Regions from separate parts of the Mus musculus genome. Here region 2 is linked to region 1. Evidence: chromatin loops called from intact Hi-C (ENCODE). Cell type or tissue: gastrocnemius. All regions are shown on one strand. Each heading gives the region's core, and the rest is flanking DNA. Links, peaks and the distances in the headings are about the cores only.

What was found. A loop is a pair of places that touch in the nucleus more often than their neighbours do. Peaks named below come from ENCODE experiments on the same cell type or tissue, not always from the same donor. Only the 100,000 strongest peaks of a DNase experiment are listed, where the experiment ranks them.
Region 2: a loop joins it to region 1, with 5 times the contacts of the local background. A loop is called at or near these places in 12 of 42 quality-filtered maps.

The regions. Positions count from the first base shown.
Region 1 is chr1:102,117,741-102,125,626 of GRCm38, forward strand. No RefSeq gene overlaps it. Among named protein-coding and RNA genes, the nearest start is that of Gm24122, 15 kb to the left of the region's middle. In gastrocnemius, for the core only: no CTCF peak of the experiment used is centred there; a DNase peak (open chromatin) is centred at 3,203.
Region 2 is chr1:102,213,726-102,221,611 of GRCm38, forward strand. It overlaps the pseudogene Gm3116. Among named protein-coding and RNA genes, the nearest start is that of Gm24122, 110 kb to the left of the region's middle. In gastrocnemius, for the core only: no CTCF peak of the experiment used is centred there; no DNase peak of the experiment used is centred there.

The sequences.
Region 1 (7,886 bases), core at 1,346-5,345:
GAATCCTCTTCTCTTCTCTCTTCTCTTTTCTCTTCTCTTTCCTCTTCTGTCTCTTATCTTACCTCTCTCTCTCTCTCTCTCTCTCTCTCTCTCTCTCTCTCTCTCTCTCTCTCTCCCTCCCTCCCTCCCTCTCTCTTTCTCCTCTCTCCCCACTTGTGGATGTTCAAGCAGTTCTTTTCTCCACTCAGTTATTGACTGATCTAATTTTATTAACACACAAAAGAATAAATTTTAAGCAATTTTTATATAAACTTGAGATAGCATTTTTTTTTTTTTTTGGTTTTTTGAGACAGGGTTTCTCTGTGTAGCCCTGGCTGTCCTGGAACTCACTTTGAAGACCAGGCTGGCCTTGAACCCACAAATCCCCCTGCCTCTGCCTCCTCAGTGCTGGGATCAAAGGCGTGTGCCACCATGCCCAGCTTGAGATAGCATGTTCTTAGAATAATCATTTCTATACCGTGCCCAGATGGCAACCAGATATGAGAGCAGAGAAATCTGCATTTGAATAATACAAGAACAATCTTTACACAATGTAAACAACAGAGTCTAGAGCCTTGTTTTCTAGGATGATTATTAGAATCCAAAGGAATCTTTTTGCTCCAGTAAATCCAGTAAGACTTACTGAACAAGACACACTTTAGTGTCTGAGACACAAAATTCCACATGGTTCAAAAAGCAAATACAACTAGCTAAAGACCCAAGACGGGAGCTGTATTATAAATTGTTTCATGATTTCTACTCACCCCAGATAGGAACTAAGAGCAGAACAAACTGACTTTTCTCCCAAAGTTCAACATAATGAGCCAATGAGTATGTTGGGGTTAGTTGCATGAGTGTGTTGAAGGGTACACTCAGCAGCAGGATGGCTCATATGAAGCTGCATCACTGGAAGTCCATTCCAGCATTTCATGACTCAGGAAGACAGCAACCCTGCAACTCTATGCACCACTTTCCGGCAGCTCAGCACATCTGAGAATCTCCTCTCAGGAGATCTGCTGGGCAGAGTTTCCCCCTCCAACAAGTATTTAGTGTGTTACGAACATTGAGGATGGCCCTAATGAAACTTCTTTCAACTTTCTCAGATTTGTGACACTATGTTTATGTTGGAGAAGCCTCCCCTATCCTTCTATTGAAAGGAAACTGCTCTACAACATAGACCTGAACCTGTCTTGGACATGGTTTTCTTACAGTGCTGTTCTGCATCTTGATGTCTCTGTTACAGGAGCAAAACTGAGAAAAATGAGACACAAAACTAAGCCAGGAAGCAGTCCTAAGAGTGGAAGCCTGAGTTCAGTCGCATATTGCTTTGTACACCTTTAACTTCGTTCCCCAATATATGGTTAAGCATACCTATAAAGTAGTCCTGTAAATTGGTTGGTTGATTAATGGAGTCTGGGGATATACTGGAATTTCCAATCAGTCATAGAATTTGACACAATTATAGAAAAGAGAATATACCCAGGTACAGTTGGTGAGGATGGGGAGGATGTGGGTTGCAGCTGACTTGAGACTCACAGGATGTCGCCAAGGTGATCCATGCTATGTGCCTTGTGGAAAGTCCAGAAGCTAAGAGCTGGGAGGTACTACAAGTTCACTGGTCCTGTTTGTAGCCCACCAGAGTGACTCTTTGGGGTTCCTTATCACACTGCCACAGCTCTAGTGATATCTGAAGATACTGTCATATGTGCTCCAACCTAGTTGGTTCTCCAATCTCTGGGGAAAAAAATCCATAAATGTATGAAATGGAAGCCTTTCCCTTGAACCTGTAGTTTCTCCTGGTTACAAAACAAAACAAAACAAAACAAAAGGACAAGCAAACAAACAAAACAGCAAACAAACAAGCAAACAATAGCAGTAGCAACAAAAACCAATGTGGTTTAGGTGTACTCTGATAATGTAACAATCCTGAAGAATGAATGTGTAGAAATTACCTTTTATTTTCTCAGCATTTTGAGCTTGTCCTCACATTGAAAGCAGATAATTTGAAAGGATTCGCCTAGCATCTGGATTAAGTATTTTAAGATGGTACCCAAGAAATGTAAAGATAACTAATGATCTTGGACAAATTTGGGAGTAATTCCAGCTTTGTGACTTTGAGCAGTCACTTGAATACTCAAAGGTTTAATTTCTTTGTAAAACCAGGACAATCATGCTTCACTCAGTTAATCATATAACTCAGTTATTATATTTATAAGCTATATGCCTATATTGGGCAGATTTATCATTATACTAATTTATTCCCCAGCTACAAGACCCCTTACTACTTGTGGCTTCTTCAGGCCATATGATTCTGCTCCATCTTCCTTCCAACTCCTCCTCTTCCATCTCTTTGAGATCTCCTGCTCTACCTCTTCCTTCCCCCGCCCAATCATCAGCTCTAGCGTTTATTTGACCAGTCAGAATGGGAAGAAGGTTCAGTGAGATCACCTGAGTAAGTGATCTATCCCTCTTCTGGGGCAGGCCCTCTTGAGGAAACAAAGATAACATCAAACTACAAACAGCACCAGGGCAAGTCAGAACAGTGGATGGTAATTTTGAGATGAAAAGGAATAATTTGGCATTTCCCTAAGGAAAATGTGACTCCAAACTTGTTTTCATAAATGATTCTTTCTCTTTACCACAGGGATGAAATGCACTTGCCCAGCTTTCTGCATGCAGTGGTTGTCAGATACCAGAGGTCTGCATGAGCCACTAAGGGTCCTTCAATGAAGAGATAAATTAGAAAAAAAGCTGGAGTAAAAAAAGGAGAGCACCAGTGTCCTCAAGTCTTGTAGATCCAAGTGCAATTCATGGAATAGCTTCATCTGATGCAGTTGTAAATGTGATATAGAGACAGAATCTATATATTATAATGACAGTCTTCATGACAAATATATGTCCTGCCTATAAGAAGCCATCCTCATCTTACCTGTCTATGTATACTGTACTTACCGCTAAATTAAAATTTCATTTAAAGAGAAGATATTCACACCTAAGTCCAGGGCTAGATAGCCATGGGATGAGAGGAAGGCAGCAAGCCCCAGGCCATATGATATGAGAGACCATATCTAAAGATCTAAGCTGGGAAGTTTTACTGTCTGGCCTCGATACATTTTTTTCCCCTCGCATCGCCCGCCTCTGCTTTATTGGTGCCCCCTGGCTTGCACCACTGGACCCCATGAGTGTTTCTGCCCTGATCCAGCGGTCCAGGGGCAGCCAGGCAGGTGGCGCCCAAGCCTAGTGCATGTCCACCCTCGTCCCAGGTGAGGAAGGGGCCTCGGGGACCAGGCGCCCTGGGGGAGTCGGGCCTAGGCGCCTGGGACTTGCCCAAGGTCACTGGGTGGGCTGGGGCAGAGGTGGCGCGGGGCTCAATACATTTTTAAAACAGCACCATATTAAAACATACAAACACCAACAGTGATGGATTGAGAATTTAGCTGCAAGTTTTGTCCTATCTTGTTTTCAGTAAGAAAAATGACATTCTCAGACTTGGAGAGATGCTCCATGAGCTGTAAGAATAAGGACATGAGTTAGAATCTGTAATATTCTCTTAAAAGCTAAGTCAGACAGTGTGTTTCTATAACCTCACATTGAAGGGGAGAGCCTGGAAGATGCCAAGCCCCACCGACCTGACCAACAATCAGAGACAAATAGTAACCTTTGAAGTTAGTGAAAGTTTAATCGCAAAAAGAGAAGTTAAAAAGCAATTTCAGTGAACCGGAAGGGACTCGGACATAAACTAGCAACATTTTGCTGAAAGGACCCTGATATAGCTGTCTCTTGTGAGACTAGGCCAGGGCCTAGCAAACACATAAGTAGATGCTCACAGTCAGCTATTGGATGGAGCACAGGGCCCCCAATGGAGGAGCTAGAGAAAGTATCCAAGGAGCTAAAGATATCTGCAACCCTGTAGGTGCAACAACATTATGAACTAACCATTACCTCGGAGCTCTTGACTCTAGCTGCATATGTATCAAAAGATGGCCTAGTCGGCCATCACTGGAAAGAGAGGCCCATTGGACAGGCAAACTTTATATGCCCCAGTACAGGGGAATGCCAGGGTCAAAAAATGGGAATGGGTGGGTAGGGAAGTGGGGGGAGGATATGGGGGACTTTTGGGATAGCATTCTAAATGTAATTGAGGAAAATATGTAATAATAAAAAATATTAAAAAATAAATAAATAAAAGCAATTTCAGGAAACCTTCAACCTGTTCCTACTTGGATTCAAACTCCAGGCTGATATGTATGTGCACACACATGACAGCAATAATAAAATGTCTTTCCAGAAGAGTAAATACTTTAAAACCACATATGAAATGGAACCACAGTCTTCATGAAGACCACTCATGGCAGTAGAAATGTGACTTTTCCTAGATAAAAAAATAGCTCTAAACGTAAAATACAGTATTTCAAGCCAAAAAGGGGCCTTGTGATGAATCAGAAGTATTATAACTTTACAACTTTCTGATTTAACTGTCTGCACAATTTAGAAGTCACCTCCTTATTCTGCAGTCCTCACAGTATATTATCATCACAATGCTGTAGTTACTGCGAATTGAACCCTGCCTGTGGTTCCTGGTATCTTTGCTTGAAGTTCCCTTGTGGAATAGAGACATGCCCTTTCTGGCCTGAGAAGACACTGCAATACATACTGTAGATGGGTTTGCGAGAATTACCCAAGCCAGTGTGTTGAATGGAACCATCTTTAGCAAGGGGATGGTACTGATAACTATAAAATTTAATTTGCATTACATGACTTGCACATTCTTAATACTTCTGAGCTCTATATAATTAGACTGTTATCATTTATGATGCATTTCATGATACATTTTACTAGAAAAAAATATGAGTTCTTGCTGGAATAAGTGAGTTGCTCCCCAGAAGATCTCACAGGACTTTTAATCCTATGCTTATTTCCTGTCGGATAGTGAGCACCATTCTTGGTATGATGTGCCTGAAATAGATTTAAATCAAATAAAGAAACATTTATAAATCACACATCTTTGGGGATAGTATTAATCTATTCCATATTCACTTTATGCACGCACATTTCAAACCTGTGTGAATTGGAAAATGTAACATTTTACTGATATTCAGTGATATTTTCTATTTGAAGAGATAAAACATTTGCCTTACACAGATTAGGTTTTAAGACTGATCAACTGATTGCCAGCAGAGTCTTGCCCAACACCCGCAAGGGCCCACACGGGACTCCCCACGGGACCCTAAGACCTCTGGTGAGTGGAACACAGCGCCTGCCCCAATCCAATCGCTCGGAACTTGAGACTGCGGTACATAGGGAAGCAGGCTACCCGGGCCTGATCTGGGGCACAAGTCCCTTCCACTCGACTCGAGACTCGAGCCCCGGGCTACCTTGCCAGCAGAGTCTTGCCCAACACCCGCAAGGGCCCACACGGGACTCCCCACGGGACCCTGAGACCTCTGGTGAGTGGAACACAGCGCCTGCCCCAATCCAATCGCGCGGAACTTGAGACTGCAGTACATAGGGAAGCAGGCTACCCGGGCTTGATCTGGGGCACAAACCCCTTCCACTCCACTCGAGCCCCGGGCTACCTTGCCAGCTGAGTCGCCTGACACCCGCAAGGGCCCACACAGGATTCCACACGTGATCCAAAGACCTCTAGTGAGTGGAACACAACTTCTGCCAGGAGTCTGGTTCGAACACCAGATATCTGGGTACCTGCCTTGCAAGAAGAGAGCTTGCCTGCAGAGAATACTCTGCCCAGTGAAACTAAGGAGAGTGCTACCCTCCAGGTCTGCTCATAGAGGCTAACAGAGTCACCTGAAGAACAAGCTCTTAACAGTGACAAATAAAACAGCTAGCTTCAGAGATTACCAGATGGCGAAAGGCAAACGTAAGAATCCTACTAACAGAAATCAAGACCACTCACCATCATCAGAACGCAGCACTCCCACCCCACCTAGTCGTGGGCACCCCAACACAACCGAAAATCTAGACCCAGATTTAAAAACATTTCTCATGATGATGATGGAGGACATCAAGAAGGACTTTCATAAGTCACTTAAAGAATTACAGGAGAGCACTGCTAAAGAGTTACAGGCCCTTAAAGAAAAGCAGGAAAACACAGCCAAACAGGTAGAAATCATTAAAGAAAAACAGGAAAACACATCCAAACAGGTGATGGAAATGAACAAAACCATACTAGAACTAAAAGGGGAAGTAGACACAATAAAGAAAACCCAAAGCGAGGCAACGCTGGAGATAGAAACCCTAGGAAAGAGATCTGGAACCATAGATGCGAGCATCAGCAACAGAATACAAGAAATGGAAGAGAGAATCTCAGGTGCAGAAGATTCCATAGAGAACATCGACACAACAGTCAAAGAAAATACAAAATGCAAAAGGATCCTAACTCAAAACATCCAGGTAATCCAGGACACAATGAGAAGACCAAACCTACGGATAATAGGAATTGATGAGAATGAAGATTTTCAACTTAAAGGGCCAGCTAATATCTTCAACAAAATAATAGAAGAAAACTTCCCAAACATAAAAAAAGAGATGCCCATGATCATACAAGAAGCCTACAGAACTCCAAATAGACTGGACCAGAAAAGAAATTCCTCCCGACACATAATAATCAGAACAACAAATGCACTAAATAAAGATAGAATATTAAAAGCAGTAAGGGAGAAAGGTCAAGTAACATATAAAGGAAGGCCTATCAGAATTACACCAGACTTTTCACCAGAGACTATGAAAGCCAGAAGAGCCTGGACAGATGTTATACAGACACTAAGAGAACACAAATTCCAGCCCAGGCTACTATACCCGGCCAAACTCTCAATTACCATAGATGGAGAAACCAAAGTATTCCACGACAAAACCAAATTCACACAATATCTTTCCACGAATCCAGCCCTTCAAAGGATAATAACAGAAAAGAAGCAATACAAGGACGGAAATCACGCCCTAGAACAACTAAGAAAGTAATCATTCAACAAACCAAAAAGAAGACAGCCACAAGAACAGAATGCCAACTCTAACAACAAAAATAAAAGGAAGCAACAATTACTTTTCCTTAATATCTCTTAATATCAATGGACTCAATTCCCCAATAAAAAGACATAGACTAACAGACTGGCTACACAAACAGGACCCAACATTCTGCTGCTTACAGGAAACCCATCTCAGGGAAAAAGACAGACACTACCTCAGAGTGAAAGGCTGGAAAACAATTTTCCAAGCAAATGGACTGAAGAAACAAGGTGGAGTAGCCATTTTAATATCGGATAAAATCGACTTCCAACCCAAAGTTATCAAAAAAGACAAGGAGGGACACTTCATACTCATCAAAGGTAAAATCCTCCAAGAGGAACTCTCAATTCTGAATATCTACGCACCAAATGCAAGGGCAGCCACATTCATTAGAGACACTTTAGTAAAGCTCAAAGCATACATTGCACCTCACACAATAATAGTGGGAGACTTCAACACACCACGTTCTTCAAAGGACAGATCGTGGAAACAGAAACTAAACAGGGACACAGTGAAACTAACAGAAGTTATGAAACAAATGGACCTGACAGATATCTACAGAACATTTTATCCTAAAACAAAAGGATATACCTTCTTCTCAGCACCTCACGGGACCTTCTCCAAAATTGACCATATAATTGGTCACAAAACAGGCCTCAATAGATACAAAAATATTGAAATTGTCCCATGTATCCTATCAGACCACCATGGCCTAAGACTGATCTTCAATAACAACATAAATAATGGAAAGCCAACATTCACGTGGAAACTGAATAACACTCTTCTCAATGATACCTTGGTCAAGGAAGGAATAAAGAAAGAAATTAAAGACTTTTTAGAGTTTAATGAAAATGAAGCCACAACGTACCCAAACCTATGGGACA
Region 2 (7,886 bases), core at 2,157-6,156, 97 kb after region 1:
GTTTGAGCCTTAGAAACCATGTTTTAAAGATGTGAGTGCTAAGGTACAAGCCCCCAATTGCAGTGTCCTGGAGACAGCCTGGGCAATCTACATGGCTTAAAGTCAGCTATCCTAGTACAGTCAGCAAGTTTTAGGCTCAGAAAAATGGAGAGTGTAGGAGACAACACTTGACCCAGAATTCTTGCCTTTACATGTGTGAACAAACATGTACACACATACATAGACAAAGATACAACCATACACGTGAACACACACATACACAAACAAACACACACATATACAAACATACACACACACACACACACACACACACACACACACACACTGTGGCTAGCAAGTCTAGCAAGTCATCAATACCTGCTCATTGGGAAAAAAACTGTAGCTGTAGACCAGGCTGTCCTCAAACTCAGAAATCCTCCTACCTCTGCCTCCCAAGTGTTGGGAATAAAGGCATGAGCCACCACTGCCTGCATGATGTTGTTTTCTAGTTCCATCCATTTGTCTGTGAACTTCATGAAGTTATTGATTTTAATAGCTGCAATTTTCTAAAAATATAAAAAAATAACTATAGGTTTTTTGGCTTAATATCTGTTGGGTATTTTAAAAGAAATCATATTCTGAGTATAAAAGGTATTTTAAAATGTTCTCAGTTAAACATCAAATACTAAGTTAAAATAAGTAAGCTAAGTAAAACAAAATAAGTAAATAAAGATCCCAAGTAAACCTTCCTAGAAGAAAACTTATGCAAACTATGTATACATTCTTCACACTGATACATGCCTGAAAGTAGGCTGCAGCTTCTCACTGATAATCTACATTGGCCACACTGCCATTGTGAGTGGTTGTAAATGATTCATAGGCTTTCACAGATACCATCCCCAAATTATTCCAATATTTAATTTAGTAGCTATTAAATAGCTTTAAAGCAATATATTATAGTTCAACACTGAAATACTTTGTTTTCATGGAAGAATAGCTAAGAGGGTGAAATTGTGGTCAACACATATGGATAAGCCCAAGAGAATCCCAGGGATATAGATTCTGAGTTTAGGAATATCATGACCAATTTGGATTATATCTATTTCTTTTCTAAGGAGAATGTTATGATTGAATGTTTGACCTATCTATTAGAAGGAGGATTTTAGTTTATACAATATCAAATGTTTAAGAGAATAAGAAGTTCTTGTGTGTTCATACTTTGTTTTTGTTTTGTTTTTCCTTAAAAGAAATTACAAGTACTATAATCATGATAATTAATTAGGCCAACTTATAATTACATGCATAAAAATTAGAGCAGAGGAAAATGTAGCTAGCAGGATTTTGCACAGTACAGAATTTAAAATATTTATAATAGTTATTTTTGAGACAGTCTCATGTACTGTAGGCTAACTTCAAAATTGCTATGGAGCCAATGGTGACCTTGAACTCATGATTCTCCTGTATCTAGCTCCCAACTGCAGGGACTATTGGAATGTGCCGCCATTATGCTTTCTTGGTGCTGAAGATTGATCTCAGGGCTCTGTGTGTGATAGACAAGGACTCTACTAACTGACTTACTTATATCACACACACACACACACACATGCCCCTCCCCCCCACACAAATTACACTGAAGTCTTTTGAAAGGAACATTTTTTTTAAATATATTGGGACATAAGAATAACAAAAATATAAAATAAAAGAAAGAAAAAATGCTCTCTATATTTTCTAATAACATTTTTATTATTTATTTTAAACATTTAAATTATATGTTATTTAGCAGATTAATAATGATCAGCACTGTAGTAATAAGAGTAAGTATTTATGTGTTATGGCTGACTGATAAAAAGCTAGAACATGTGTAAACATCTGTGACTATATCTTTTTAAGACATTTGTGGAACAAAACTGAAAGAAAACACAGAAGTGGATGATCACAGTCAGCTATTGGATGGGTCACAGGGCCCCCAAGGGAGGAGCTAGAGAAAGTACCCAAGGAGCTAAAGGGAACTGCAGCCCTATAGGTGGAACAACAATATGAAATAACCAGTACCCCGGAGCTCTTGTCTCTAGCTGCATATGTATCAAAAGATGTCCTAGTCGGCCATCACTGCAAAGAGAGACCCATTGGACTTGCAAACTTTATATGCCCCAGTACAGGGGAACGCCAGGGCCAAAAAGGGGGAGTGGGTGGGTAGGGGCTTGTGGGGGTGGGTATGGGGGACTTTTGGGATAGCATTGGAAATATAAACGAGGAAAATACCTAATATAAATAAATAAATAAATAAATAAAGAGTGCCAAGAAGTGAGAGTGGGTGGGTAAGGGACAGAGGAGGGTCTGGGGGAATTTCAGGATAGCATTTGAAATGTAAATGAAGAAAATACCTAATAAAAATTGGAAAAAAAAATAATCACACATAGTGCTGATAGGTTCAGAGTAGGAACCCCTATTTTCCCTCATCAATTTTTAAATGATAAATGTAAGCACATATAGTTTTCAGACCTTTCAAAGGGAAGCAAAAACCATTAGTGAAGGAAAAATATTGAAATACCATTCACAATGATTTACAACTATCTTTTTGGCCTTATGTTGTCAAACATGAAGAACCTAAGCTGGTGGTATGATAATGTCTTTATCAAGACCATTCATATATTCCTTATCTAAAATAAGAAGGCAAGAGAGTCTTTTTTCAATTATCTCCATTTATTGAATCTTTTGGATTTTTGATACTAAATATGCAATAAGAGGCATGTATAGCATGGAAATAAAGTATGTCCATGAAGTATATTAATGCTTTTTTATATAATTGGAAGGCAATTTCACTTAACATGTGTTTTTACTCTGTTAAGTATGGACATTTCTCCCTATCTTCCACACCTACTGTGTTTGTGTGTGTTCTGTCATTGTCTTCTTCTTCTTCTTCTTCTTCTTCTTCTTCTTCTTCTTCTTCTTCTTCTTCTTCTTCTTCTTCTTCTTCTTCTTCTTCTCCTTCTCCTTCTCCTTCTCCTTCTCCTTCTCCTTCTCCTTCTCCTTCTCCTTCTCCTTCTCCTTCTCCTTCTCCTTCTCCTTCTCCTTCTCCTTCTCCTTCTCCTTCTCCTTCTCCTTCTCCTTCTCCTTCTCCTTCTCCTTCTCCTTCTCCTTCTCCTTCTCCTTCTCCTTCTCCTTCTCCTCCTCCTCCTCCTCCTCCTCCTCCTCCTCCTCCTCCTCCTCCTCCTCCTTCTGTTCCTCCTCTTCCTCCTCCTCCTCCTCCTCCTCCTCCTCCTCCTCCTCCTTTTTCTTCTGCTCCTCTTTCTCCTTTTTAATTTCTTATGATTAGAAATAAGCTGCCCGTGTTATATAAGAAGGCCTTTTAAATATGATTTATTTATTTTATGTACATTGGTGTTTTGTCTGCATTTGTGAGGTAGTTAGATCCCTTAGAATAGGAATCACAGACATTTGTGAGCTACCGTGTTGGTGCTGGGAATTAAACCTGGATCCTTTGGACAAACAGCCACAGTTCTTAACCACTGAGCCATCTCTACAGCTGAAGAAGGCCTTTCATTTTCTTCTACTCTGCACTCCATGCACAGAATATAAGTGCTTGCTCATTTCTTGAACTGTACTTGATGATAACTGTATCTCTGTCTGTATGCTATCCTGGTATTTTACTATGTCAGATCCAAGTAGTGAAGGAACTTCTAAATCTTATATTAAAACACACACACACGCCTCTCCCCCCTTAAATTACACTGAAGTCTTTTGAAAGGAACATATTTTTAATATATTGGGACATAAGAGTAACAAAAATCTAATGCATAATTTAGAAAAATGAGTAGGATTTAAATAACTGAAAGAATTAGGGCAATATGCTTTGTAGGAAGATACTGTTCAGAAAATTATCTGAAGGGTGCCTTTGAAAATTGTTGGAGAATAATTATATTTTTGTTCAACCAATTATATTTTAAAGTTAGTGCAGATCATGGGTTTTTGCCATTTCTGAGTCTTCGTGAATAATTGTGTAGCCATTAAGATAAATAGGATATAGATTTAGTATTCAAGGTCAGGAGGAGATAGATGCCCTTCTGTGTGTGTGTGTGTGTGTGTGTGTGTGTGTGTGTGTGTGTGTGTTTGTGTCTGTGTGAGTGTGTGTGTGTGTGTGTGTGTGTGTGTGTGTGTGTGTAATTCAATGCCTGCCATTGTTCTCATGATGCTCCTGGATTGGAAGGAATCTCTGACTGCTAGTTAATGGGCAGAAACTCTCACACTCTGGATGGATACCACAAAAATCAAGCAATAGAGCTGAGATGGAGAGGAAGAATCACTGTACAGCAGAGATTCGAGAAAACTATAGATAGATTAACTGCAAAGCTATAGTCTTCAGATGAGGAAGACAATGGGGAAACAGAGAGACTGTGTGAGAGGCATTATATTGATTGTAAGATGAAAATGGCTATATGAACAAATAGGGCAGAAGGAACATAGAATGTCTGAGAATAAAGTAGGTCATGCTAGGGCTAAGAAGGGGACTTATCCCCTTCTTAGCTGCTTGCTGAGAAAACATTATGACCAGGATCCAACACCCAGATCAAAAACAGATGTCTTGATTTGTGTTTGCAATCCAGTACTGAGGTAAGCAGATCTATGTGGCTTACTGCAGACTAATAGGAAAGCCTCAGGTTCCTATAAAAGACATATTTTTTTAATTAGGTATTTTCCTCATTTACATTTCCAATGCTATCCCAAAAGTCCCCCATACCCACCCCACCCCCATTCCCCTACTCACCCACTCCCCCTTTTTGGCCCTGGCGTTCCCCTGTACTGGGGCATATAAAGTTTGCAAGTCCAATGGGCCTCTCTTTGCAGTGATGGCCGACTAGGACATCTTTTGATACATATGCAGCTAGAGACAAGAGCTCCGGGGTACCGGTTAATTCATATTGTTGTTCCACCTATAGGGTTGCAGTTCCCTTTAGTTCCTTGGGTGTTTTCTCTAGCTCCTCCATTGGGGGCCCTGTGACCCATCCAATAGCTGACTGTGATCATCCACTTCTGTGTTTGCTAGGCCCCGGCATAGTCTCACAAGGGACAGCTATATCTGGGTCCTTTCAGCAAAATCTTGCTAGTGTATGCAATGGTGTCAGCGTTTGGAAGCTGATTATGGGATGGATCCCTGGATATGGCGATCACTAAATGGTCCATCCTTTCGTCACAGCTCCAAATTTTGTCTCTGTAACTCCTACCATGGGTGTTTTGTTCCCAGTTCTAAGAAGGGGCAAAGTGTCCACACTTTGGTCTTCGTTCTTCTTGAGTTTCATGTGTTTAGCAAATTGTATCTTATATCTTGGGTATCCTAAGTTTCTGGGCTAATATCCATTTATCAGTGAGTATATATTGTGTGAGTTCCTTTGTGATTGGGTTACCTCACTCAGGATGATGCCGTCCAGGTCCATCCATTTGCCTAGGAATTTGCATAGCTCCTGGTGAATGTCAACAAGTGTTGAAATCTGAATTCCACACACATGCATATATGTACATGCACCTATAAATGTTTGTCCACAAATAAACAAACATGAACCCACATATATATAATAATAATTCAGTAATGACAAAATGTGCTATGTCATACTTATCCTTCTGGTGATACTTTCACTGCCCTCAGGCAATTTGCTATTATCCTACTTATGATATTCACTCAATGCCATGGACTGGACTCAGTTGGTCCCTCAATCTATGGGACAATCAGGGTTTCATTAATCAGGCAAGTAATGAGTTGGCACAGATGACAAACAGACAGGGATACACAAAGAGTGCTGTTTCTTAATGTAATTTCTCAAAGCAAGCATCAGAATTTTAATACAGAAGAAAATAAGGAAATTAGGTGACATATCAGCCAAGGTACAATGAAGTTACCAGGTGCTTAATGACTCTTACACAAAACAGAGGAATTCAAGCATAAAGACTGGCAGGAACTAGGCAATAAAACAACTGAGACAAAGTCAGCTTTATCTAAGGTTACCTATATTCTTAGAAGCTAGGTGTGAGGTCGTTATGCTCCCAGGGCAAGGGCTTTGATGCCCAAGCCATAGTTCTAATTAGGGAGTCCTGCTCTAGCTGACCTTCTCATGAATAATGCAATACTCTAGTTCCTCCTCAAACCACAGCCTGATCTACTTCCTAACCATTGTAAATTCCTGTTTATGGGAGTGACTCGGCTTTTATTCTAAGTGATTGTGTGGAGGTGGGGGGGGGGCAAACTTTCTACTAATAAGCAATGTAGTCTGCCATACATAACTATAATAAGAATTCTAAACTTACTTTGCTAAGCTTGCCCTGTCGTTTCTAACTCTATGTAGTAGATAGTAATGCCTGATTTCTTTTACTATCTCTCTTACAATAATAGAAGCAATTCTGAATGTTACTGAATAGGTAACATTCTTACTGAATTGCAAGCTCAGGGTCGGCTCAAGCTCACCTAGTACATTGGTGAACACAGGAAGCAAAGTTCAATTTTGCTTAGGTATTTGGTAAGTCTTTGCTTGGAGGCACCTATAATAAAACAATACTGAAATAAAGCACACAGTTCCATTCACTTACCAATGCAAGAACAAGTTTGGAGCATTCGTTTTAGAAGATGCCATGGTTCAAGGAGACTAAGTTTCAGTGAACTATTCACCTTGGGATTTCATCAAAGCTTTTGGGCCTGTCCCGCAGTCACTACTAGAGTGGGTGTGGCAACACAATACTTTTTAAATGATACTTTCTTATAAACACTATAGTGATAACCAGGAGCAAGGCCTTTGGTACAATTGCTAAGCAAATTAATAATGAAAAAATAACAAGAAAAAATTAAAATGTCAATGTTATGAAATAAATACAACCAGTTAGGGTTTTATGAAAATGTTTGAACTAGAGTTAGATATTCATTAAGGGGTCAAAATAGGTCTCTCTGAAATGCAATGCATGGATTTGCCTTAGTTTCCTTTCGTACAATAAGATACTCTGACAATGGCAGCTTAAGGAAAAAGGGCTTATTTTGGCTTATAGTTATAGGTTACCATCCATCATAGTAAGAAAGAAAGACAACAATAGCATACAGTAGTTTCCCATATCACATCTACAATAAAGAAGCATAGAGATGAATGTGTGCTAGTGTTCAGCTCACTTTCTATATTTTATACAGCCCAAAATGCCCAGCTCAGGAAATGGTCCAGCCCATAATTAAGATGAAATTTGTCATAGCAAATGTTCTGTTACTCTGAAGAGATATCATGGCCATGATATCTCTGATAAAGGAAAACATTTCACTGAGTCTTGCTTAGAGTTTTAGAAGTTTAGTCCATTGTCTTCTTGATAGCACACAAGTAGACATGGTCCTAGAGAAGTAGTTGAGATTTCTACATCTAGATATACAGGAAGAGAGAAAGAGACACATTGTCCCTGGATTGAGCTTGTGAAACCCCAAAGCCCACCTTCACTAGAAGAAGGCTGCATCTTCTAATCCTTTCAAAGAGTTCCACCCCCCAATAACGAAGCATTCAAATATATGAGCCTAAGGGGATCATTCCTAATCAAACCATCACATACCTCCACACATCAAATAACATGATCAAGATGATGCCCTGGAAAAATGCTGAGAGCTTCATCTCTCAGGTGATTCAGAATTTTATCAGCTGGACAATCAACACCAACTTCCACAAGACTGTAGCACACTCAGAGTGCTCAAACATCTTCACAAGCAAAGGAAAGGTATTCTGAACAGCAAGAATCATGTGCACAATGAGGATAAAGCTGGGTGTAGCTTTCTAAAACCTAGAAGAAATCCTATGCATGCTTTGTGGGAAGTAAAAAGAAAGGGAGAGTCCAAAACATGGTCAAAGCTTCTAAGTTTTGAATATGTTTGAAGCTACTTGCCATGGACAGCTATT